Linked DNA regions of Homo sapiens: all the other regions are linked to region 3. The links are chromatin loops, found by intact Hi-C in ENCODE. Cell type or tissue: IMR-90. All regions are shown on one strand.

What was found. A loop is a pair of places that touch in the nucleus more often than their neighbours do. Peaks named below come from ENCODE experiments on the same cell type or tissue, not always from the same donor. Only the 100,000 strongest peaks of a DNase experiment are listed, where the experiment ranks them.
Region 1: a loop joins it to region 3, with 3 times the contacts of the local background. A loop is called at or near these places in 14 of 110 quality-filtered maps.
Region 2: a loop joins it to region 3, with 4 times the contacts of the local background. A loop is called at or near these places in 22 of 110 quality-filtered maps.

Annotation. Positions count from the first base shown.
Region 1 is chr5:93,891,305-93,899,304 of GRCh38, forward strand. The region is part of intron 6 of ARB2A (ARB2 cotranscriptional regulator A); the gene reads right to left. Among named protein-coding and RNA genes, the nearest start is that of POU5F2, 150 kb to the left of the region's middle. RefSeq lists an enhancer at 1-1,312. In IMR-90, CTCF peaks have their summits at 3,625 and 7,870; no DNase peak of the experiment used is centred here.
Region 2 is chr5:93,911,671-93,919,670 of GRCh38, forward strand. The region is part of intron 6 of ARB2A (ARB2 cotranscriptional regulator A); the gene reads right to left. Among named protein-coding and RNA genes, the nearest start is that of POU5F2, 170 kb to the left of the region's middle. In IMR-90, a CTCF peak has its summit at 3,610 (motif pointing left); a DNase peak (open chromatin) is centred at 3,591.
Region 3 is chr5:93,603,769-93,611,768 of GRCh38, forward strand. No RefSeq gene overlaps it. Among named protein-coding and RNA genes, the nearest start is that of MIR2277, 13 kb to the right of the region's middle. RefSeq lists a silencer at 4,055-4,349. In IMR-90, a CTCF peak has its summit at 4,237; DNase peaks (open chromatin) are centred at 613, 3,703 and 4,223; H3K4me3 peaks cover 1,203 bases; H3K27ac peaks cover 1,254 bases; H3K27me3 peaks cover 1,219 bases.

The DNA.
Region 1 (8,000 bases), 290 kb after region 3:
CTTATAATTGCCCCCTCCTCCCTCAATAATACTTCACAAAGCATACTGTCCCTTGTAAAAATATATTATTTCAATTATGTGCACAGTGGTGTTTTAAGAAGAATTCCAAATTTTCATTCACATAATCATAAAGACCATCTTCCAGGCTCCAAAATTTAAAAAACTAGAACCTCAACAATAATATACAACTCATAACAGCAGCAACATCATCAAAAAAACTACAACACTTTTCTTGATTGAAATAAGCAAAAAGATATCACCAGACAAATGTATACTCCAATTCTCATTTTGTCTTTTTGCTGGAACATTAAGGAGTTTTATGTTATCACAAAACCTCAGAAACTACCAAGCAGAAAAGAAACCTTATTATGAGTAACTGGCAGTATCTCATTAAATCTTTCAATTGTCCAATCGTCCACAGCAGACCTCCAAGAGACTTGTATATTATACTCATTGCAATTAACCAAACAAAAGATTTTAACCGCCAGAGCATTCGGGAAATGTTTGGTTGAGGCTGAAGAAGTGAAATTATATTCCAGGGTTGGCCAGATGTCACAAGGGGTGATATGCATGTGCTCATTTCATCTGCAGCTTTGTGCTGGACCTGTCTATTTACAGCACTACAGCTAAGCACTCTGAAGGCCTATTCACTCATGAATCCTTTCAGAAAGTGCTGAAGCACCCCTTAAGCCCACTTAACTACCATTTTCACACACTCTCCCAGCTCTCCTTTTTGTCCTTGCTTACATTACATCAAACACAGGAACAAAGCAAGAGAACAGAAACTCAGAGGCAGAGAATAGACCCATCACAAATATTAATTTGAAAAGGTGTTGAAGTGCAGAATCTGCTTTTATGCACAAGGACAACTTGCATTTTTTGTGTGAGATTCTCTTAGCTGCAATAAGCTAGGTTTTCAGCCAAAGAGAGGCAAAGACTCAAAGTGCAATTATACACAGGGAACTGCTTCAAATCAAACAATGCTCCGAACTGCTTTAGATCTATAGTGATAAAGACTTGGCAAGCACTATTAAATAGAAGCCCTATATGAGATGCAGAGTTCACTCTATGGATGCATACAAAAGAGAATACAAAAAGAATACTTTTCACACAAAAGTAAAACTACAATTTCACTTTTAATTCACTTGCAAACAACACTTTAATACAATTTCTTTTTATAAGATTCTTCTTAGCATAAACTATGACTCCTTAAAAGTAGTTTCAACTAATTTTTACTATATCTGTTCTTAACATGCCAATTAGAAGTTCTATACTACCTCTGGGGGGGGGAAAACCACACACCACTGTGTCAGCTAGTCTATTTAAAATATGTGATATTCAACCATACTTAGTTGAGTGACTTGAATTTCCTATTTGAAATAGATTGTTACCTCATCCCTTTCCCTCTCAACACTTGCAAAATCTCTTTGGGTTTGTTTCACTGCTCAGCAATATACAACTGTTGCAAAATTTACTGAATTAACTTTATGAATTAAAGACTTAGTCCCACAAAATGTCTCTTGAGAAACTGATAGAAATTTGGCTCTTAAGAGTCCTTAGCAGATTACTTAGCATACTTCCTCTGTCTAAAAACCCTGGATGATCTAAAATCATATTCATTGTTTTAAGTCTCAAAAAATTTACACCTTTAAAAAATATGGTTTTAATCTTTGCATCATTTCAAGCCCAGATCAATCTGGATTCCATTATTGGTGCAACAGTTCCGATTAAATTGAAATATTACTACCTTTCTTCCATGAAAATACATGGTTCTTTTTATCACCACCTTCTGTCTGATTAAAAAATGCCATAAAACCTAATTTTAATTTAAATCCAGCCTGATTTGCAGGTGTTCCTGGGGGTTACAAATTTATCAGGAACATAACTGCCACTGCCGAGATCAAAACACTGCACAGCACGCCAGCAACTTCATGGGCCACAGCCACTCAATGGGGAGCGGCCTCCTCACAGGCTTTATGATGAAATACAAAACAGCCAGCAGGAATCTATATCTTATTCAGACCTGAAGAAAATGTTGCCCCCTACCCTCCCCCAAAATGCATACACACATACAATTACTGATAATCTGCTTACACTGGCAGACTGTGGTGGGTTTGCTAACATTAACTGCAAACAGTCTTTTGACAGAAAATACGACTAGTCAACGGGTGTCCAGTAATGGTTAAATGAATGCCATGTTATTATCTACCACACATATAGAACAAAATAAAAAAGTAGAATGAATTTCACATGCTATTTGCCACTACAGAACTATCATTCAGTTATTCAAAATGCTCTTTTAAACAATGTAGTAAGTGATTATAATAATTAGGTAGGCACTAGGACTAAAACAAAGTATGTAATGAATACTTATTAAAGAAATATAACATTATGTCATATCCATTGTCTGGTCCTATTTTCTTTATATAACATATTTCAATAACGAGATGCCATTTAGCCAAAGGTGGCTGTATAAAATTATTTTTTTACACAAGAAGGAGAAAATCTTCTAAACCAGAAAATCACAAAAATTGTATCATATAGTTTGGGCCATTTTCAGTCAACTGTCCTCTTTTAATCACAGTGTAGCACATTATCCCTGTAAAACTTACAGACATTACCATCAGAGCTATTCTCCAAGACTCTTACTTCTAATAGGCACTCAGCAGCTAAACTTTTTTCAAAATATGTGTTGCAGGGCAATGTATAGACAAACACTTAATAGTATACACTCTGTGCAGATTCACATCCATGCTGCTGTGCTGCCAATTTTTAAAAAATGTACTCAATTAGCTAAATTATTTTTATAGACTATTTTAAAATACATCTGTTGTGTAAAGTTGAAGTACATCCTTTAAATACATATCTTACGTTGTCATGCATATGTCTGTTTAAATGTCATTAATCTTTATGAATACAATTACAAACATAATTTACTAATTTATCTCTATAATTACATTTATAATTAGAACACAATAGATGTGAGTGTATTTACATAAAGAACTAAGTTAGGAACTGTCTAAAGCAAGCAGGGCTTTCTTAGCACCATGTTTAATTCTTATTAACCCCAATGCCTCTGCCATTTCTTTGTGTTTTTTTAATATTAAAAAAAAAAGAGAGAATTGCCCAAACATTTCTGAGCTTCCAGTAATGTATTAAAATGTCTCTCAGCTTCTCTGTACACAGTGAAATGCCTGCTGAATGCAAAGTGAAGGAGGATGAATTTCTCCAGGTTCTGTACGTCTGATCTCTCAAAACCTTCAAAATCTATCCTTGATCTCAGCAAACAGAGCAGAGCACAATGTTATTTATGCATTCATTTATCTTTTCATCAAGGGTGGCTTATGTGGTCTTTACTGACTTTGGTTTCTCATCATCATCGCAGATCAGCATCTGCATTGTGTGCACTTGTAACAGGGATAATGGATCTCACTTACAATACCTACAAACTCAGCTGAGAGCCGTGCAAAGCAAATGGCCGTAAATGCACCCATCCTGGCCCAAGTCCTGATGAATAAAAATGAAGATCTTGTCAAATAATAAAGTGACAGGTTAATTTACAGCATGGAATAGTGTGAACAGGGAAAGCACTGCTTTTCCAATCTGTATGAACGGTGCCACCTATCTGCAGATTAGCAGAAAGCTTCAGAAACACTAATTCAGAAATCGGGATAAATACATGTGATGTTGCTTAGTTTTGTAAATATCACAGGAAGGGAATTGATAATAAAGGCAAATGCGAGATTAGACACACACAGTTGCTTTCCAACCAAAAAAACAAGATTCTCAACAAAGGGCTGCTGTATCAAACAGTAATAAAGAGCCTCAAGCAGTTGTCTGTGCTCATGCCAGTTTTCATGCTTTAATTCAGCTGCCCTGTGGTTCTTAGCTTCAACATTGAGATCTGCACGGCCACCAGAGATAATTATTTCAACCTTCAGGCCATCAGGCGTTCATTTTTGATCATGGATATGTAAGAGATGTTTTCTGCTTTCCGAGTCTTCCAAGTGGATATCAATAGAAGGGTAAAATAAGGAAAAGCAGTAAGCATTTGAAAAGAACTTGAACATTGAATTATAGAAATGTGATTTGCTCTATCAATTACTGTAAATCTTTCACTTTACCTGTTAACTACTTAGATATTTTAATTTGTATATATTTTCAATTAGATTTATTGCCACAAGTACTCCGACTCCAAAGGCATAACATTTGTTTTAATATTTACATTAGAATTCATACTTTGTATACTTTAATGGAAATACAAAGACATGATAGCACAAAATCCATAAACTAAGTGACTTTTTAAGTTAAATTTTTATATCACATCATAATGTGCTTTTATGCAAAACTCAAATCAGGAACATATATCATTCATTAAAATATCTAATTAGTGGTCACAGAAATCATTGAACAAAGTAATATGATAAATCTCTAAAGTGTAGGCAATTACATTTCTCTCTCTATGAAATATGGAGAAAGAACTAGTTTCCATTAAATTTGATGCAAATATTTAAATCATTCTATTAACAATATATAATCATAAAATTTAAAATACATAAACCACCCTTAATTTTAATAGGACATAGTTTTTATTTTAAAATTAACAAAATAAAATAACAAATAGTAGAGTTTTAAATATTTATATCAAGTAGAAAAAACACTTATAAGTGGTTACAAAATATAATTAGCAAACACAAAATAGAATTCATCAAAACTTTTCTCAATATTTTCATAAAGAAAAAGTGTTTAAAATACTTCAAGAATAAGCCATAATATATCAATACTATTCAATAAGAAATCTATGTCTAAGAAATTTATTTAAATAGGTGACTAGAAAAGACATAATTATGGCTGCCCTAAAAATAGTTGTACTCACCTTCAAATAAAAAATCCATTGTCATAACTATCAAGTTGGAAGCAAAAGAGATACTACAGATTGAGCATCCCTAATCCAAAAATCTGAAATCCGTAATGCTCCAAAATCCTAAACTTTTTGAGTACTGACATGACAGACTTTTGTGGACTGCACAATTCCCCAAGTGCAGATTTCCACACCTGACTTCATGTGATGGGTCCAAACTTTATTTCATGTACAAAATTACTAAAAACACTGTATAAAGTTACTTTCAGGCCATGTGTATAAGGTGTATGTGAAATGTAAATGAATTTTGTGTTTAGACTTGGGTCCCATCCCCAAGAAAACTCATTATGTATATGCAAATACTGCAAAATCTGAAAAAATCCAAAAACCAAAACACTTCTGGTACTAAGCATTGTGGACAAAAGACAACCTGAAACATGTTAGATGAATGCTAAGTCTAATAGGAATACTAATAATTTCAAAAAAGGTAATTCATGTTAAAAGGAAGGAAAATGGAATTAACTAGCATTTCAATGACTAAAATGAGTTTACATTTTAACATTTTCTTCAAAAGTAAAATCCCAACTATTTTATGGTTCCCAATACAAAATGACACGTGAGCCCAAGGGTTAATACTGTTTGCAAGTTTTTGCAACTACTGCGACATATGCTCATTTTTTCCCTCTTAAATTGAACAATACAATAAATGATTAAAAAATACATTAACATTTTCCTTAGAAAGTATAAACTTCCATATTCCGCACAATATTAATTAAATAAAATTCCAAGAAGTGATTAGAGCATCAGATTTTCAGTCTATCAGCGCTTGCATACTTTAAAGCTTTTTCCATCTTACATCAAGTTCCTAATACATAAAGGGAAAGTATAGGTTGGCATATAAACAGTAGGATAATTTAGTGTATAAAAGCAAGCCATATAACTCAAATGAAATCACTTGATTTCCTCCCAAATATCACTAGGCAGGAGTGTCCAAAATATCCCGGATCAAAACAAACAAAAAGTTATAATTTTCATTAAACTACTCCTGCCATGCTTTTTGTGACCCAGAGCTTACTCCAAAGTAGAAGCTACAACATAAAGACTTATTTATTAATCAAAGTTACTTTGCATTAAAATGTGTTTCCTTAAGCTATTTATAGATAAGGGGTGGGATCTCAACATGGTATAATTTATAAAGTCCTCTTATATAAGCAAAGAGGACTAAAAACATAAAAATTTTTGGAAAGTTTGTAGGAGAAAATATAATTGTACTTTTGAGTTTCTTACTTCTACCTCTTTCCCTGTTAAAAAGAATAATTGATGCTCCCAATAAATTAGCAAAAAGGACAAAAGAGACTGTGGTCATTTGCTAAAGTACTTTAATTGTACACAGTTTTAAGCTTAAAAAGTAGTTTTGAAAATCCATTGTAAGGATGGCAAACTGGCATAGAGGAAAATAAGATTAATTATATATTATAATACAATATTGGCTTCAATTTTATTCAAAGGAATAGTAATTCTGTAGAGATCCTTTATTGAGGTACTACCAAATCCTCATGCTAAAAATATTTGGGGGAGAGACTACTTGCTTTTCTGTGTATACTATCACTTTTCAGACTTGCTTACTAACCCTAGGAATTCGAACATCTTAATTATAGGGTCAAAAAAAAAAGGACAATACAAAATGTATAAGGCATATGATTGGCTTAGGAAGGTCTCAGAGGGTACCAGAGATGTTTAGAATCTCCATCGTTGTAACTTCAGATTGTAAGAAACCATCTCTTCCCCATTTCTTAATCCATTGCTGTACCATGTTCCCAGATAAAAGTTAATTTGCAACTCCCAGGTCATTCTAGCAATTAGGAAGCTTCCGTGATCTGAAATACTGCTTTGGAATCTATGTCCTCCAAAGATGAACACCCATCTCCTACCCCTGACAATTTTAAGGATTCTCATCATAAGATGAATACTAGTATGTCCAAAATGAGACATACGATTTCTTATAATCTGAGTATATTCTTTCAACTGAAGTATGTTCTTTTAGATACTTTTATTTTCTTCATCATTGTCTTTTATGCATGATCTTCCTGGATTTTCCTTACTATCTTTTTGTTTTGTTTTGTTTTGTTTTGTCTGTGTAAATTATTTAACAATTCTCAGAGCCAAACCTTAAGCATGACTGTTTCCATTACCCATAGCACAAGTGACATACACATATGGTACTCTCCTGCTCCTCACATGCACCTTTCTTTCTGTATCTTCTTTTGTTTGATGTACTCTTACCCCTATTCTCTTTCATTCTCAACCTTCCTTCTCACTTTTCTGAGGCTTAACTTAATTTTGGGTAGTGGCAGCTCTTAGCAGTGATAAACCTCTTTAGTGACATACAGAGTGAAAACGACCAATTGTCCATGTTATGTACAGTAAGAAAGCTCGAAATCAACCAAATTGCTAAGTAAAAGATATTCATTTGGTCACCTTTCTTCTGAGTCAATATGGGAACTATTCTCAAGTAATTTTAACAACATACATACACAAAAAATGATATGATTGGCTTAAGGCAGGTCTGAAAGCCAGTGAGAAATTATATAATCTGCACAGCCGTTAGAAAGTTTAATACATGGCTCAAGAATAAAAATTTGTAAATAATAACAATAGCTAGCACTTACTGATTGCTTACCATGTGACATGTACATAAAGCACTTCACATGTATCATCTCACTTAATCATTCCTAAAACCCTGCAGACAGATATTGTTCATATCCTTATCTTACAGCTGTTAACACAGTAAATAAATGGTAGAAATGGGATCAGAGTCTAGTTGGACTCTAGAGCTCACACCATTGACCAATATAACATGCTACATAATGTTTATTAGTTTTAGCTTATGGTAAATAGTTCCTAATTTTAATTATAATGATTTGCTGCTGCTTTTGAATTCTCAAGTGACAAAAATCATGATTCCATAGCACATATATATAGATGGCACTTCTGGCATTAACTCTGTAATGACCATATGTCACCCCTAGGGGTCAGATATATTTTAAAAGGTGAAATTAGAAACATTTGGTATCCATTAGCTAAAGAGCAGCTCATCTACCTACAAACTCTGTCACATTGCTAAAATGACAGCTTAGAG
Region 2 (8,000 bases), 310 kb after region 3:
TCATAGAAATCACACTCCTACAATGTTCTTTTTAATCCGTGTCTGAGATCTGAGTGATTGTATGTTACACTTCTCTTTCTTTGATCTTCCTCAGTACTCAGCTCACTGTTAACTGTCCTGGGTGGTCTCCCATCAGGGCTTAGTGATCAGTGTCCCTCTCTATTGGCTGCCTTCTAGGGATTCCTATCAGCTGTATTCTTACATGCATCTGACAACTTTATTAGCTCACTCGGATTGTGCTTCAGAACATCTCCACAGCACATATACTCTTTCTCAAACAATCACACTTTTGTAGTTGACACAGAACAAATAATTATATGAACACTTCAGCTGTTATACTCAATAATAAAGTCGAAATGAAGAGAAATTTCACATTATGTATAAGTCAGAGCTTAGTTTTCATGTTCAGACTAAAAAAATCAATTCTAGATTGATTTTTGTGTATATATCGTTATTGTCAGAGGATTAATTGATGAATTTTTCATTTGATGAGTCAGTTGGAATAAGCTCTGAGGCACTTAGTGAGCAGAATTCTAATTTACTCTGGTTCTTCACACTCTGCAGTAAACTCATCAATTTTGATATTTTATCATAATTTGCTTGCTCCCAAAATGTTCAGAATAAGGTTCCAACACAAAATGAAAGGTATTTAGTACTGTGAATATCTTTGTATTTCTAGGCTATGTCATTAGTGTAATTTGGATTTTGAAAACTGATTGAACCCTTTTAAAAGATATTAAACCTCTGTCTGATTCAACGTGTCCATTTTGAGTTTTTATTTCATTATGATCTAAATCTCCACTGTATAGCTAGTTTCCATCCACTTACCTAAAAAGTTCTGCAAAGCAAATATAATAACACTTCAAAAACACCATATTTATAACCTGACAGTGTAAAATCACACATTAAAATTATGGAAATTTTATTTTGGTCCCAAAAAAGGCATATTCCCATGATAAACAAAAAAAACTTAAAAATCCTAAATATTTTCTAAGAAATATTAAATGCATTTTATTGCCCAAATACCATACTTGCTAAAAAATTTAAAATTTCATAGTATACTTTCAAGTGCCTCACAAGAATAAAGACAAGCAAATAATTCTTCATATTTCTTTTTCTTCTTCATATTCCTTACTGAACACAACATCTTAGAATATAGCTGTGTTTTCCAAAGGTAATCTGCCACACCTCTAAGATCTTCTATGCATTTATTTTTCATGTAAAGGAAGACCATTTTTTTAAAAAAAAATTTAGCATACATATTACTTTGGAAAATTTAAGTTAATAAACAACTGTCATAACTAACTGTATCAAAGTTCTTTCAGAGATAATTTCTTCTCCCTCTGGAGTTTGCTTTTAGGTTATTCTTTTCAATAACATCTTTACGTTTATTATTTTCCCCATAGTCTCCTTTTTCTCTGTACTTCTGGTGCTAAGTCCTTGCCCTAATTCTAAGGCTGGTGAGAGCAGATGTGGCATATTGCTCTGATTCCCCACACTTAATCTTCCTAAAAGGGTCCCATATGTAGAGTTTCTATAGTCAAAGGGGCTGGAAAAGCCTCCTTCTGTGTTTAAACTAATCAACAAGATTTTCTGTCGGCCAGGAGAAAAGTCAGTTTTGATGCTCTTACTCTCCCAGTGCTGTGAACTGTCTTCACAGAACTATCAGCATCAAGGACAGGGAGCAAGGGGTCATGTTCAGCTAAGACTCATATAACCTCCTACTTCTCTATTCTTGCAAGCGTCCCCTTTTCTACCTCTATGACCTTGTCACTTTCCTTCATTACTTTGTCCTCCTCGGATACTAGAGCCAATAACGATAGCATCTATACAAGAGAACAGCTTGGAGCATGAGCCGAATGAAAAACTGATTTCCAGTCAGTTTTGCTGTCCTATTGCTTACTTCCTTAGAAAAGGATAAAAAAAAGTCTAGATTATTTGAGCACTAACCATATCCTAAGTTCAGAACTCTCAAATAGCAGACTAAGATGGCATAATAAAATTCCCAGACAACTTTTGTGTTTAAGTAATTTTCTTTGGGTTAGTTTATATCAGTTTTTTAATATTCACTTTTAAGCCTATGTAACAAACTAAAATTTATGGTTGCTGGTCCAATATAAACTTCTACAAATTTTATGCTAAAGCTAAATGTGAAAGAATATTCCTTGAAATTATTATAGTGATTAAACTATTATAACATTGAATAATTTTAATCACACCAATTTAATGCAAAATGAGTTTAATTAATAATACAATAGACAGAGCTTGGTTTTAGAGTGTGAAATATCAAACTACACCCTCAAGATCAGTCTAGATAAAATATTCTCCTTTCTGTGACCTAGAACATCCTTCCATGGAAGATTCCTATTACAATCCCGCAGATTTAGACTACTCTTCCTACTCAAGATAGTGAACAAAGAAAGTCACAGTAGACAAACTAAACTCTGAAAAATCTGCTACATCTTATTAGCTGTCTTAAAAGGCATAAATAATGATCAAGGAGGGTTTGGGAATCTGTAGATTTTCCTTGTTAGTAACACTTTGAATTCTGTAACCATGGCTAATATAGAGCTATGAGTACTCCATATGAAAATAATGTTGTGAGGTGAATAGGAAAACTGGAAAATAAGATTCTAAATTTTCCCTTAAGTTATAGTAATCTATGCTGTAATGTAAATGTTTATAAAGTTTAACAATGTTGAAAGTGTCAGTGAGAATTAATATTTCTTAAGTTATATGCAGTTAAAATGTGAAATATGGCATCCAAAATAGTACTATCTTATTCAAAATAAATTGTTTTTGTGAGTGCTTGATTAAATAGTGAGAGAGTGAACAAAGACTGAATTTGAAATTACTTAATTTATCTGAAAATTACATTTGGATGGTCTAAGTAAAGCACTTAAATAATTAAACTATTAGAATAAGATACAGTATCTTATCAGAAATACATAGAAGCAGAATAAGAAATCATAACTCCTTTTATCTGTAAAATACTAAATTAATTTATATCCCAAATCCGGAATAAAATAAATTTCATAATTTTTTACCTAATCTAGATCTGTATAAAAACTCATTGATACAGCAGAGCAGGTGGTATTCTGAATAACTGAGGGTTATTAAGAATAACTTGTGAATAACTGAGGGTTGTTCAGAAGAACTCGTGAAAATCTTTCCTACAACGTGTTACCCTCCCTCATATAATGCTGCTTCGATAATCAGGGTCATCATTACCGAACATTGAGTAATTAACCCATTATTTTTATGCTATAAACGTGAATGGAACGAAATACTAGACTGAATATGGTAGAGGCCAAGGGATCCTTATGAAATTTGTTTTCTTGATATTCACCTCTTTCCCATAAATGTAAAAGGTAGAGGAAAAAAGTAGAAAGATTCCGTATCACATGACATGGTTACTCTTTTTACTAAATCGTTTACAGAATTAGTAACTTTCTACTTTGGTGTTCTGCTATCATCCATTACACTGTCTTCCACACTCTATCAATGACCACAAGTTTTTCAGTTGCATTCAAAGTTTCCTTTATTTGTACTGGCAAACCAAGCAATTGGGCTCTTCATTGGCTTGTTTACCTTTATGAGGTAATACTGCCATCTTGTGGACTCAAAAATATTTCTAGTAAAGACCATCAAAGACAAGTTGCATTTTTCTAACTACAGGCATAAACAGGTATTCTGTGCCCTTGCTTTCACTTACTTCTGAGAATAATGCAGTATAGGATCCTAGAGCATACCAGATAATCAAGGTTTTACTCTATGCTGAACAAAGACTTTTATTTCATCATATAATTCATCTATTCATGATCAAATTCTTGGTTGAAGCAGATAATCACAAAGATGTGGTTAACTGGGTCCAAAACACAGGTTCATAAAACTTAAAAGAAGTTGTCATGGATCATGAAGAAATGAAATAAAACTGAAGATAATATAATAACTTTCACACAAACATATGAAACCCAAATATCTGAGAACCACTAATATAGGCAATGGTTATCATCTTGAAGAATGAGCTATCTTTATGATTTTATTAACTCTCTACTCCCTCCCTCAAATCCTCAATTAATACGTGTATATTAGGTTTGCCAAGTATGGACTTTAAAAGAGAATGAAGATGATATGGAAGAAAGATACTTCATGTTGGGTAGCAAGATCATAAAAGGATTCTATATAGAAGCATTCCAGAAGAAAGATTAGGAAAGCTAGTGTGATGAGAAAGAGTTCTACCATGGCTGGATTATATTTTCATTTAATATTTGTTTCCAATACACATATCTCTTTACCAGTATTCTCAATGTATTCAAGGTTTCCAAGTACAGGATGTTGAGCTGGATGCTTTCCATATCACAGTAAAGCTGAAGTATGGGTGTTATCCCTATTTTGCAGAAAAGAAACGTTTCATCAGTCTTCACTATAGGTAATGACATATATCATTAAAAATAATTTAATTCGCTCTTGCAAGTAAGAGCATTAAATGTTATTATATAAACACACTCTCCTTCTATCATTGTGAATTGTGAGAAAAACTGATAGCACATAAGCATGAAAAACAGACAGAAGCAAACTGTCAACCCGAAGAATTTTATCAGGGCAATAACTAAGTGAGAAACAGAAACTAAGAATTACTATTTAAATGCATTTTGGCATTTAGTTTTATGCCAAATAAAAAGCAAAGCTGCTATCATCAAGCATACATTTAAATTTAAAGTATGAAATGTATATTTACAATGTATTAAAACAGTGACTAATATTATGTATTATCTATGCTCTACCAAGTTTAATAAGACAATTTAAATAGTATTTTCAACTGATGGCATTTATGCTTTAAAAATATGACCTATTTCAAGTGTGGTGTGAGGCAAAAGTAGAAATACATATTGGGTCAGCATTAATAGTCACATTTTGTTCCATCAGTTTGTAATTTCGAGAGTCTCTGTCTTGGCTTCTTCCAGCTCTGAGCATTAGATAGCTTATGTAAATTATTAGCCCCCTTCCCTCAGAACCCCCTAAACTATGTACTTTCCTGACCTCAGTTAGTAACAGCAAACTAGAGGAAACATTCCATACAATGGGTGCTTTGTATGAACTCTCTACTCTGAGCAGATCCTAAAGGAACATTAAATTCAAGGAAAGCCTTCACTTTTCGAAATATTCATGGCAGAGGTCTTCCAAGATAGATACAGGTAATAACAAGGACAGGTAGCAGCAAATGAAATTTTACAAAGAAAAGTATAAAGAGGAAAAGAAAGCATGGGGATGTTATCATAAAAAGAAAATAGAGCCATAAGCATTTGGACTATTCCATTTGTAACATGAATAAATAACTGCAGCTTACAAACATATTCTTTCCCTTCTTATAGTATCTCATTTAATCCTCATTAATCTCAACAAAATAATGACAAATGTATGCGTATTATCTTCATTTCCTAATACACCTCAGAGAAGTTAAGTAACCAGCTCTAGGGCACAGTGGCTAGGGCTAGCATTTGAACTTGGGTTTGGTCTAACTCCAAATTTTAACCCCTACTGAATTCCCCACTAATAATGTTGATGATATTGCTACAGTGCAGTACAGTTCATCTCATTTAACCCTCTGACTAACTCTGTAAAGGGGCATTATCCCCATTTTACAAATGAGAAAATGGATTCAGGAAGATCAAGTTATTTATCACAATTCACATAGCTAGTAGGAGACAAAGGAGAAACTAGAAGCCAGATCAATTTATCCCAAATCCAGTGTGTTTTCTTGTACTCCAGTTCTTTTTCTTCAAAAAATAAAAACACCTCATATAATGTTTTGCTTCATTTATTCAATCATCAAATGTTTGCATGATTGTTATGTATACTCTGTGTCATTACTGCAAAGAAAAAAAAATTATATTGTTCTTTCCTGCAACATAAAAAACAGTGGGCCAGGTGCAGTGGTTCACACCTGTAATCCCAGCACTTTGGAAGGCAAAGGCGGGAGGATTGCTTGAGTCCAGGAGTTCGAGACCAGCCTGGGAAACAAAATAAGACCTCATCTCTACAAAAAATTAAAAAAATTAGCCACACATGGCAGCACTCACCTGTAGTCCCAGCTACTGGGGGAATGGGGAGGGAGGATACCCTTCACCGAAATGTTTGAGGTAGCAGTGGGCTGTGATTGCACCACTGCACTCAAGCCTGAATAACAGAGTCAAACCCTGTCTCAGAAACAAAACAAAACAGTGGTTCTTTCAACATTTATAATGTATTTCCTTGTCCCATTTCCCTGTACCAGCCCCAAAATGTGGTTGCTTTTCAAGACTCAGCCCTCAACCCTCTGATGTCCTCTATTCTTTCTTAAGCCACATTTATAGTTTTAACTTGTCCCTTTTTGTTAATGACTCTCAATGTGGTCCTAATTTCATACCTGAATACCATTTCTTTATTCCTAAGTTTATATAAAAATAATCTCCTTTTTAAATACCTGTTTTCTCAAACTGAACCAATCAACAACTAAACTCACCAGTGTATACTCAATACAATAATCTACCTTTCCAACTTTTGTCAGTGATAGTACAAGTGTCCTGCTCTTGTCCAACAAAAAATATTACAATTACAGAAAGGAAGTAGTGGGGAGAAATTGTGTATACGCATGTGTAAACACATGTGTGGGAAGAAGTGATGTCCACTTATTAGATGTAGGACATGAAGAAGTAACTTAACTTTACATTCATAAAGTAAGTGGGAAAGACTAAATATTAGGTTACTTCCAAATTTCTTTTTTTTTTTTTTTTTTTTTGAGATGGAGTCTTGCTCTGTCGTGCAATGGTGAGATCTCAGCTCACTGTAACCTCTGCCTCCCGGGTTCAAGTGATTCTCCTGCCTCAGCCTCCCGAGTAGCTGGGATTACAAGCACCCGCCATCATGCCCAGCTAATTTTTGTATTTTTAGTAGATATGGGTTTTCACCATGTTGGCCAGGCTGGCTTCAAACTCCTGACCTTGGGCGATCTGCCCGTCTCGGCCTCCCAAAATGCTGGGATTACAGGCATGAGCCACTGCGCCTAGCCCCAAATTTCAAACTCTGTGTTCTCAGAGTCCCGTATTGCTTCCTGTATTTGGTCACTAAGTACTAAAGTTTATTTTCTTTCCCAATTTCTCTGACTTCTTCCCTGATTCTATGAAACAGTGATTCTTAACCTTGGCTGCACATTGCCATCACCTGGGATGCTTTAAAATACACTTATTCCCTCGTCAGCTCCCTTCCCCCAGAAATTCTGATGTAATTAGTCAAAAGTGAAACTTGAACAGTGGGCAGTGGTTCCCAAACTCTGATGTACATTACAATCACCCGTAAAACATTAAGCACTCCAAATTTAATCTCAGTGTTTGGTGGTAGGTATCAGGCATTAGCATTTTTCAAAGATTCCACAGGTAATTCCAGTGTCAGCAAAGTTAGGGAGAAAACAAAGTCTGGGGAAGCAGCAATGTTTTAGATATAAATTTACTTCAACTGTGTACGAATTCAATCACATATATTGTTGGGATAAGAAAGGAGGACTTGAACTTAGGGTCTAATATATTTTTATATATTTATATAAAGATTTCAAAACTTTTATAAAGATTTGGTAATTATCTCTTTAATAATTTGACTTACCTGTAAATGACACTAAAAATAATTTATTTAATTAAATTTACTGTCAAGTTTCTAGAAGAGAGAAGAATCAATTTTTTAAATAGTGTATTATTTTAGAATATTTTGGTAAAGTAGATTAGCAAAGATTTTTTTGATTGTATAAAGTGGTAATATAAGTTTTATTTCATTGTAGAATAAGGTACATAGACCATGAAGGGAATTGTAATTCTTAAGATGAAAATTGGAGAGCACGGTAACATATCTTAGGCAATTGTGATTGGCAATCATTTATAGCCCAAATGGTCGTTAGCTTTGTAAGTTTAGGTTATTAATTTGAACATTAGTATAATTTCTAGTCTTCGCCAATCTTTTTGAATTTACCC
Region 3 (8,000 bases):
ACTGCACATGCACGCACACACACACACACCACACACACATTTACACACACACTCCCACCCACTGAGCCTCTGAGCGTGGCAGAGGATAAGAGAAGAGAAAAAAAAAAGGCGAGGAACTGGTGAGGCGGAATGGAAAGGAGGAGGGAAGTCAGCCCAGTGGTTACACCCCTGTGCAGAGGCGCGCCCTCCACTGGCCCCCTTGCCCCACTTTGTGCCTTTGGTTTGAAACACTGGAGGTGGCCCAGGGCCGTTTTCCTCAAAGGACTGAGAATCTTGATTTGCCAAGTGCTTGGGGCCTCCGCCCAAGGTGTTTGGGGGCTGCGTGGTGAGCCGAGGCAAAGCCAGGGTACCCCGATCGTCTTCCGGGCGCATCCACCATGCGGCACCGCCCCAGCCACGGCGGCCGCGCGTGGAGACCCGGGGGCTTAACAAAGGGCTCCGCGGGGGCACGGGGGGGCGCGGCCACGTGACAGGCCCGAGCGCGACGTCGCTGTCCAGCCGCGGGGAGGGGCGGCCAGCCCGGGGGGCCGTGGGGCTTCTTGACATAGAACGTCCGGGCCTCGGGCTGGCCGCGCCGGGCCGCGCTCCGCCGGGATGAGAAGTACTTGTCTGGCTCCGCGCTGGAGAAGCCGCACCTCTCATCTCTCCGGCTCTTACTTGAAAAAGCACTTGGAAGAAACTGTGTGTGCGCTGGGAGGGCCGCGGGGTGGGCCGGGGCCGGCTGCGAGGCTGAGGGGGGCCGGCTGGTGGGTGGATGGGGAGGAGGTTGAAGAAACAGCCCCTTTCTGAGTGACAGGACCCCTTTTCAAAGGGCAAACAGAAAAAAAAAAGAAGAAGAAGAAGAAGAAGCTCCTAATATGAATAGGAGAATTTTCAATGTTTCGCAGTTACTCCACCTCCCCCCTTTTAAAGAGGGATATTTTTTCCTTTCCTTTTTTCCTATTTTTCTTTCTTTCCTTTCTGTCCTTACCCTCCCTTCCTTTCCTTCCTTCCCTCCCTCCCTCCCTCCCTCCGTTCCTTCCTTCCTTCCTTCTTTCCTTCCTTCCTTCCCTTTTCTTTCTTTCTCTCATTAGATTGGAATTGCGTGCACAAACGTGTTTTTATGTGTTTTCAGGAGAAAGAATGATTCATTAACTTTAAAAAATCTTCATGGGTTTGTCAGAATTATTGAAACATGTTATGGTGTTTTCGAGGACCCACTGACCAGAGTGGAAAGGCAACAGACGAGTCACGCTTTCAGACAGGGGGTTTTAAAGATGCTGGGTTTGTAGGGGCGAAAAAAGGGAATATCTTACGAAGTTCTCCCTCATTCCAATAACAAAACCTGTCACATCTTCACTTCTTACTAGAAAAGATAGTGTCCTCATTTCCTCATGTGAACAGCTCTAAAGTGATTACTGAATGTCTCTGTGAGAAATCAGGATGGGAGAGGAAAGCTCATCACATTCAGAGATTTTTTTTTAAGCCTGCCTTCATGTAATTTAACCTTAGAAACACTTTTATTATCCTCATTCTCAACCCCAGCTTTTTTTTTTTTAATTGGAGGGCCATGCCATATAGAGGAGAAAACCTTCTTTTAAAAAAGATTTAAACCCACAGTACCACTTGTTTGTTGTTGTTGTTGTTATCATGATTATGATGGTTATTATGTCGTCCCCTCCTTTTTGCACTTGATCTGATGAGAGAACTTTTTTTAAGAGTGTGAAATGAAGGACACAAAGACATATATCAATGAAAAGAAGAAAGTGGCCCTTTTAATGAGAACTAAAGAAAACCCAAATGTAGATGAAGTGTACCGTAAAAGCTGCTTCAAAGTCCATCTTAATTCCCTTGGGCTCAGTCATCACGAACGCGTGATAATTGGGAGTTCTGCACGGAGGTAAGGCCGCCATAGGGTGGGGAGTCCCGCAGATGCACCTCCCTGCCCTGTAATCCCAAATACATTTCAACCAAGAACTTGGAGATATTACAGAACCCAGATTTGGCTACTCCACCTTCAAACGCTACCTGCCCATTAAAGACATTTTGTTTTCTTCCAGAGCAACTGTGCTCACTAGGGGAGCATCATCCTCTGTCCCACCCCACCTCACCCCCCAGCAGGCTGATATAGGCTGGACAATATTGTAAGGTTTTGATCATTATTTTGTGATCAACTCTGTTTAATTTTCTATTTATTTTCGGACCTGAGCCTTTCTGGATCACAAAAGTCCCCACAAGTAACACAGCAATAAATCTGAACAAAAATAAGACAGATTTCCTTATCGATGTGTAATAAAGTTAAAGGACATTGTTTTGTCAGACAAGCGCTAAGTAGAAAATAAATCTCAGGGTCTGGGGAAACAAAACGGAGCGCTGCTGGCATGTGTGTAAATTTACTTTTAAAAGCAATAAATCAATGTTAAATTAAACAGCTGGGTACCCTGTCTAGGAGAAGGTTCCGTGTTTAAGAAGACCTTGATGGGAGAAATGTACTATTTAACAAGACACACACACACACACACACACACACACACACACACAAAGTTAAATTTTTATTGGCATCCGGAGGCAAGACTGCCCTGGGAACTTTTCTTCTGAACTTCAGAGAGGGAGAGGGAAATAAGAGAGAGCATGAATTGTGTCTACTGTCCATCCTCAGATCTTTACACATATTTTCAGGCATAAGGAGAAAAGGAGGTTTTGTAGAAATGTATTAGATGTGTTCTAAATTGTGGGTTAAACTATGAAGTCTCTCTTTATTGGCTTAGGTTTGTTGGGTGGGTTGTGATTTTTCTGAGATTTTTTTTTCCTGTAAGTTCTATGACCTGTGAGTGTGTTAAGCATACTCTTATCTCATGCTTCCTTTATTCTTAATGTGGTTGTTTTGCACAGCAAATAGCACAGTAGAAAAATCAAGAGGACTGTTATTTCATATCTATTGTGCTTGTGTTCATTAAGTAGCAAACCTGAGATTGGAGTAGCATTTGATATTCAACAGGAATATTTTAATATTTCATTTTCTAATTTTTTTGTTTTTGTTTTTGTTGTTATTTTACAAAACTTCACTTCACTGGGAAAAAAATTGTGTGTGGGACATGGAGATGAGGAGAGAACAATAGAAAAGCCTAGCTCTGGCTCTGTATTCTAAGAACAATGTGAATCAATGAGCTACTATAGAGGCAATATTCAATAGCAGGAAATTAAGAGTAGTTTAAGACTAGCATGTATATACACTGGATTATTTTCCAGCCTTAAAATGAAATTCCAGAAAGACTCTTTAGAAAGCACACATATTATTGAGATGAACTCTCTCAGTCTTTTGAATTCAGATGGACTGGTTTAAAAGAAAAATATGCGGTACCTGCCTCTACAGAAACCAGCAGATTATTCTTTACTTTCTTCACATTGAAATCCCAGAAGCTTTATTTTGTAGTTACATTGTTAGCCCAGTTCCAAAGAATATTCATATAATTAGGTAACATTATTCAAACTTTAAAATTATTTTTAAAAAGTGTTTCAACCCCACCCCCACCCCCTTCAAGCTACACACTAACAGGGTAGTTTTCTAGCTTTCTAGCTACCTTTGACTTTTCTTCAGCCAAAGAAAATATCAAAGACCCAGTTGCCTGGAGAAGAATAAAGTTACAGCATTTATATTTAGGAGGCAGCATTCCATTTCCATGACCATCAGTGGCTTGTTAAGTAAATATGTGTCTTATGCCACTCGGAGAGAGCTCAGATCGCCTGTCAGGAGGCGTCTGGGCAGCCTTGTAAACTCAGAGTGACTTCTCATATCGTGCTATGTTTTCCCAGCGATGCGCTTTCCTCTGCGCTGAAGCCCTGGGAATCATTTCAGCCCAAGGTGAGCCTTTCAGGCACTGCTCTTTGTCCCCATTTGGATAAGAAGGTGCAAAACTAGTTAGACACTAGGCTGATTTTGGGGAGGTGGTAGGAGGGGATGGAGAAGCGGCCTGTTCTAATTAAAGACAATAAGCAATCCTGCGAGGAGCTGTCCTTTAGCCTTGGCTGGAGGCAGAAACGGTCTGTCTCACCTCAGTTGTTAGGTTTATTTGAGCTGGTCGGTGAGGCGAAGAGCAGAAACTTGCAGGTAGCTCTGGGCTCAGGTGAGACTGGGTGGATGGTTAAATCACAGCAAGTGATCTCGAAGTCCCCCTTTACCTCCCCATCCCCTGTCCTTCTGTGCTCTGTGCTTGACTCAGGCATACTTTGATTCTAACTTTGCTTGCTAGATGGCGCTCGGTGTCTCAGGACTTTCTGTTTCAGAATTAAAGCGGCTTTTTAGCACCGTTGTTCTGAACTATTTGTGGGCATTTGATCAGTACAGTGCTGGTAATGTTATTATTGCCCTTGTTTTCGTCACACTTTTTCTCTTTTTGATTAAGGTATCGTCCAGGTGGGAGCTGCCCATCTTAATCCATATAATAATGAAATTCAGGGAAACTCTGCACCTAAATTTAGGGCACATGTGTGGTTCAATTACCTGTTCTGGTGCACTTAAAAAGGCACCTTAGTAACTTTCCTCCAAGAATGTGATTGAGGTTTTCAAGAGGACAACTCAGCAGGTCCAGATGGTGATTTACAATCGTCGAGGTTTCCCACTAGAGTCCACCACCCTCTCCCACCACTACTCCCCATTCTCACTCGAAGATGAATCAGGCTGATGTGGGGAACTTATTACTTTCATTTGTCATTATGAGATAGCATTAATTGATTGAAAAAGTATTATGATTTCTTTATAGCCCAAGTACTAAAAATTTATGTCTACAAAGAGATATATTTTAATATTAGTAATGAAAGTCACTACACAGCTTGTTTCACAAGAAGAATGATTTGTGGATTCTAATGTATATTTATTTCAATCACTAAATGATTCTTCTCAGATATTCAAAACACTTTTGGAGGGATTCCTTTGTGTTGAAGCACGAAGAGAGAAAATCAGTAGTTCTAAATTTCTGGTGGAAAAAATTAAGATAAGCCAAAAAGACCTGAATATTGTTTTGTCGAATGAAGATGTCATTTTCACAGCACCCACTGCTCTCATACCATTGTCTGTTTTTTAAAGAAAGGATTGCTGGTGAGGAAGGCAACGGTTGCAAATTAAAAATATCTCTTTATAACTTTAAACACTTTGACATGGGAGAGTTTAACTTGTTACTTGCTTTTAGGATTTGGAAACTAATTTGTATAGAAATGTTCTACCTTTGGGGGAAATTAACAACACACAGAGCTCGGTGGTTTGGAAACCTTTTGTCAAACCTTGGCTGCTTTGGTGAAGAACCCCGCAAAGACTCTCTCTAGGTGTTAGGCTGAAACTAGCAGGCGCTGAAAACCTAAAGCAGAAAATTTACAACTTGATCAGCCCCAGCCACACACCAAAAAACCTGCTACTGGTGCAAACATATGTTACAGATTAAGTTAAGCAAATGGCTCTCATTTTTTCAGGGTTGAAAGTTGATCATGAAAATTCAAATTTGAGTGCATTGTGCTTCTAATAGATCACTAGATCCTCAGATGCTTACAAATCCTCCCCAACCATTTACTCAAGAAATTTCATATATTTTATCACCTTCTTGAGATCCTAGCTTAGAATCTCATGCAAATTGACTCTAGTCGGGTATTATTTTCCAGGAACACATGTAGTTTTAAAAGTTGGCTAAGTTGAAAACTGGCTGTATTCTTCCTTCTAATGTTAAACTGCTAAATAGCTGAAGTGTAACTCAGTTGTTCTAATGCTTTCTCTGTTTCCTCGTATACCTACTAACTTTTAAAAGCAGAAATTAAACTGCAGAATTTATTTTAAAGTTTCATTTGCTGGAGAAGTAAGTGATTTTTTTCACAGCATGAGGCAAAATAAAGGAGTGTTACCAAAGCCTTTAATTATGTCAGGAAAGACTGAAATCATGGTATTTCTTTTAATGGGGATAACTATCTTTTGCAACCTCTCTGTGGTCATCCAGCCACCTCCCAATTAAATTATTTGAAGACCAGCGTGGCTACTAAAATGCCTGGTAAAGAAGTTTAGAATTAACTCCCCACTCTCCAAGGTAACTCCCTTGCAAGTTGCAGAGGATGGAGCCAGGCATCCGACACCTGGGGTCCCTTCTTCCGTAATCGCGGGAGTTTGAAATCATCCCCCTTTACCTCTCCACATTCGAATGATCATCCTGCAGATTTTAACCGATATTGTCATGTTGAAGTTTGGTGGTTATTGTTTACATCTCTCCTTTCCCCAAGGGGTCTTGGTAAACGTTTAAGAGATTATTGATTTCCAAGAAACCAAATAAAGAAGGCTGTTCTTTTATAACATATGAAATACACACTTTTCTTTAACTAAATAGGCAGTGTATACTTGACATTGACAAATGGGCAAGAGACAAGGAAACTTATTTTAAAAGACTTTGAAGGGGAAAAAAATGGATACAACAGCAGCAATCCTATGGAATAGTAGGGTTTTAATTGAAACAAACGCTGGATAATAAGGAAAAAAATAGTAATCTATGCTGTAAAATGGTTTAGAGTTTTCACCGAACACACACAGATGGCGAACAAACATCACTGAAGATGCTCCTCTCAGGGGGACCTGATCAGTATCCTCAATGTTCTGATTTATTATAAAGAAAATGAGTTTCCCATGCTTCTTTTCTTCACAGTTTTCTCTGGCAAAAGTGGTTCTGAAATTTCTACTCAGGTCTGGGAGTTTCTGACGTACTTACAATAATCCAGAAAAGTCATTCTGAAACTGGATTAGGAGCATACTTTTTTAAAAAAAGTAAGAAATTCTTGATTAATGAAATGCAGATCTTAACTACCCCTTTCCTCCAAGTCATAAAGGAAATCCCTTGTGAAAGAAAGCGATTCCCAAAACCCAGACTGAGAGAGTAAACCTTAGGCACCCAGAAGTTCAATAAGCGCTGTCCCTTCCACCCCAAATCTCCACAACTCCCCTAGCCCCGACAGAGGAAAACCTCACGTCCTTCTCTGCACCTGATTCCCTTTGCTTGCTCCTGAACTCCGGAAGGCTAGAACGAATTTATCCAAAGATGGAAGAAAGCTCAGCACCTGGAAGCTCCCCCAAAGGGTACTGGCCAAAGATATGCAAACATTATGTAGATATTTCAGTTGCGGGTTTAGATAGTGGGAGATGGATCCTAGTCTAGAATATTCGAGTCTTCAAGTCACTATTATTCAACAGGTCTTCGCTATGCTGCACACTTCAGATGCCAAACTGCATTAGCTAACGTGAGTTGTCCCCCGTTTTCGTAGGAGGGTCGTGTTGCTAGTTTAGTTTCCGGCATGGCCGAGTTTCTCTAGTAGCATGGATTTACCTTAGTATTTGGGCAAAATGACTCTTGAGATGGAAAAAATGACCAAACTACGGGAAAAAAATAATCTTTGAGGAGAATTCAGCAGTGACTTTGCAGACTAAGAAAAGACAAAAAGTTTGTGCAAGCAGTGCTATGAGAAAGCAGTGTGTTGATGATGGCTGTTTCGAGAAAACAAACTAAATTGTTAACCCGTGAAGGAGTTAATAAAATATTTGTATGTCTTATGGGACATAAAAATAAAGTGTTTTGAAGCTAAACTTTTGCTTTAGTTTACTGAAAATTTTCCTTGCAATACTATGGCAAATAGATAATAATTTATCCTGAAATGTATTGTAGTTCATGTTACTATACAGAAGCAGTTTTCAAATAAATTTATTGAGGGCATTTTATAGGCAAGAAACCCATTAACTTAAGATATTAGTGTTCTCTCCCTTTTCACTTATTCCTGACTCTTTCTAGCAAAGTTTGGATCAAGTTGGTTTGAAATTATTTTAGTACAATTGATATTTAATAGAAATTTGGTTTTGACCGTTTCACCTACTCTAAACCTAGTATTTTCGTCCCCAACAACGGTTCAAAAGAGTGGGTGACCAGAATGGGGTCCTGGTGGGAGGGAAGAGATTTCACTCAAAACCCAGCAAGTGAGAAGAGTTTCAATACAGCAAGGTGCAATTT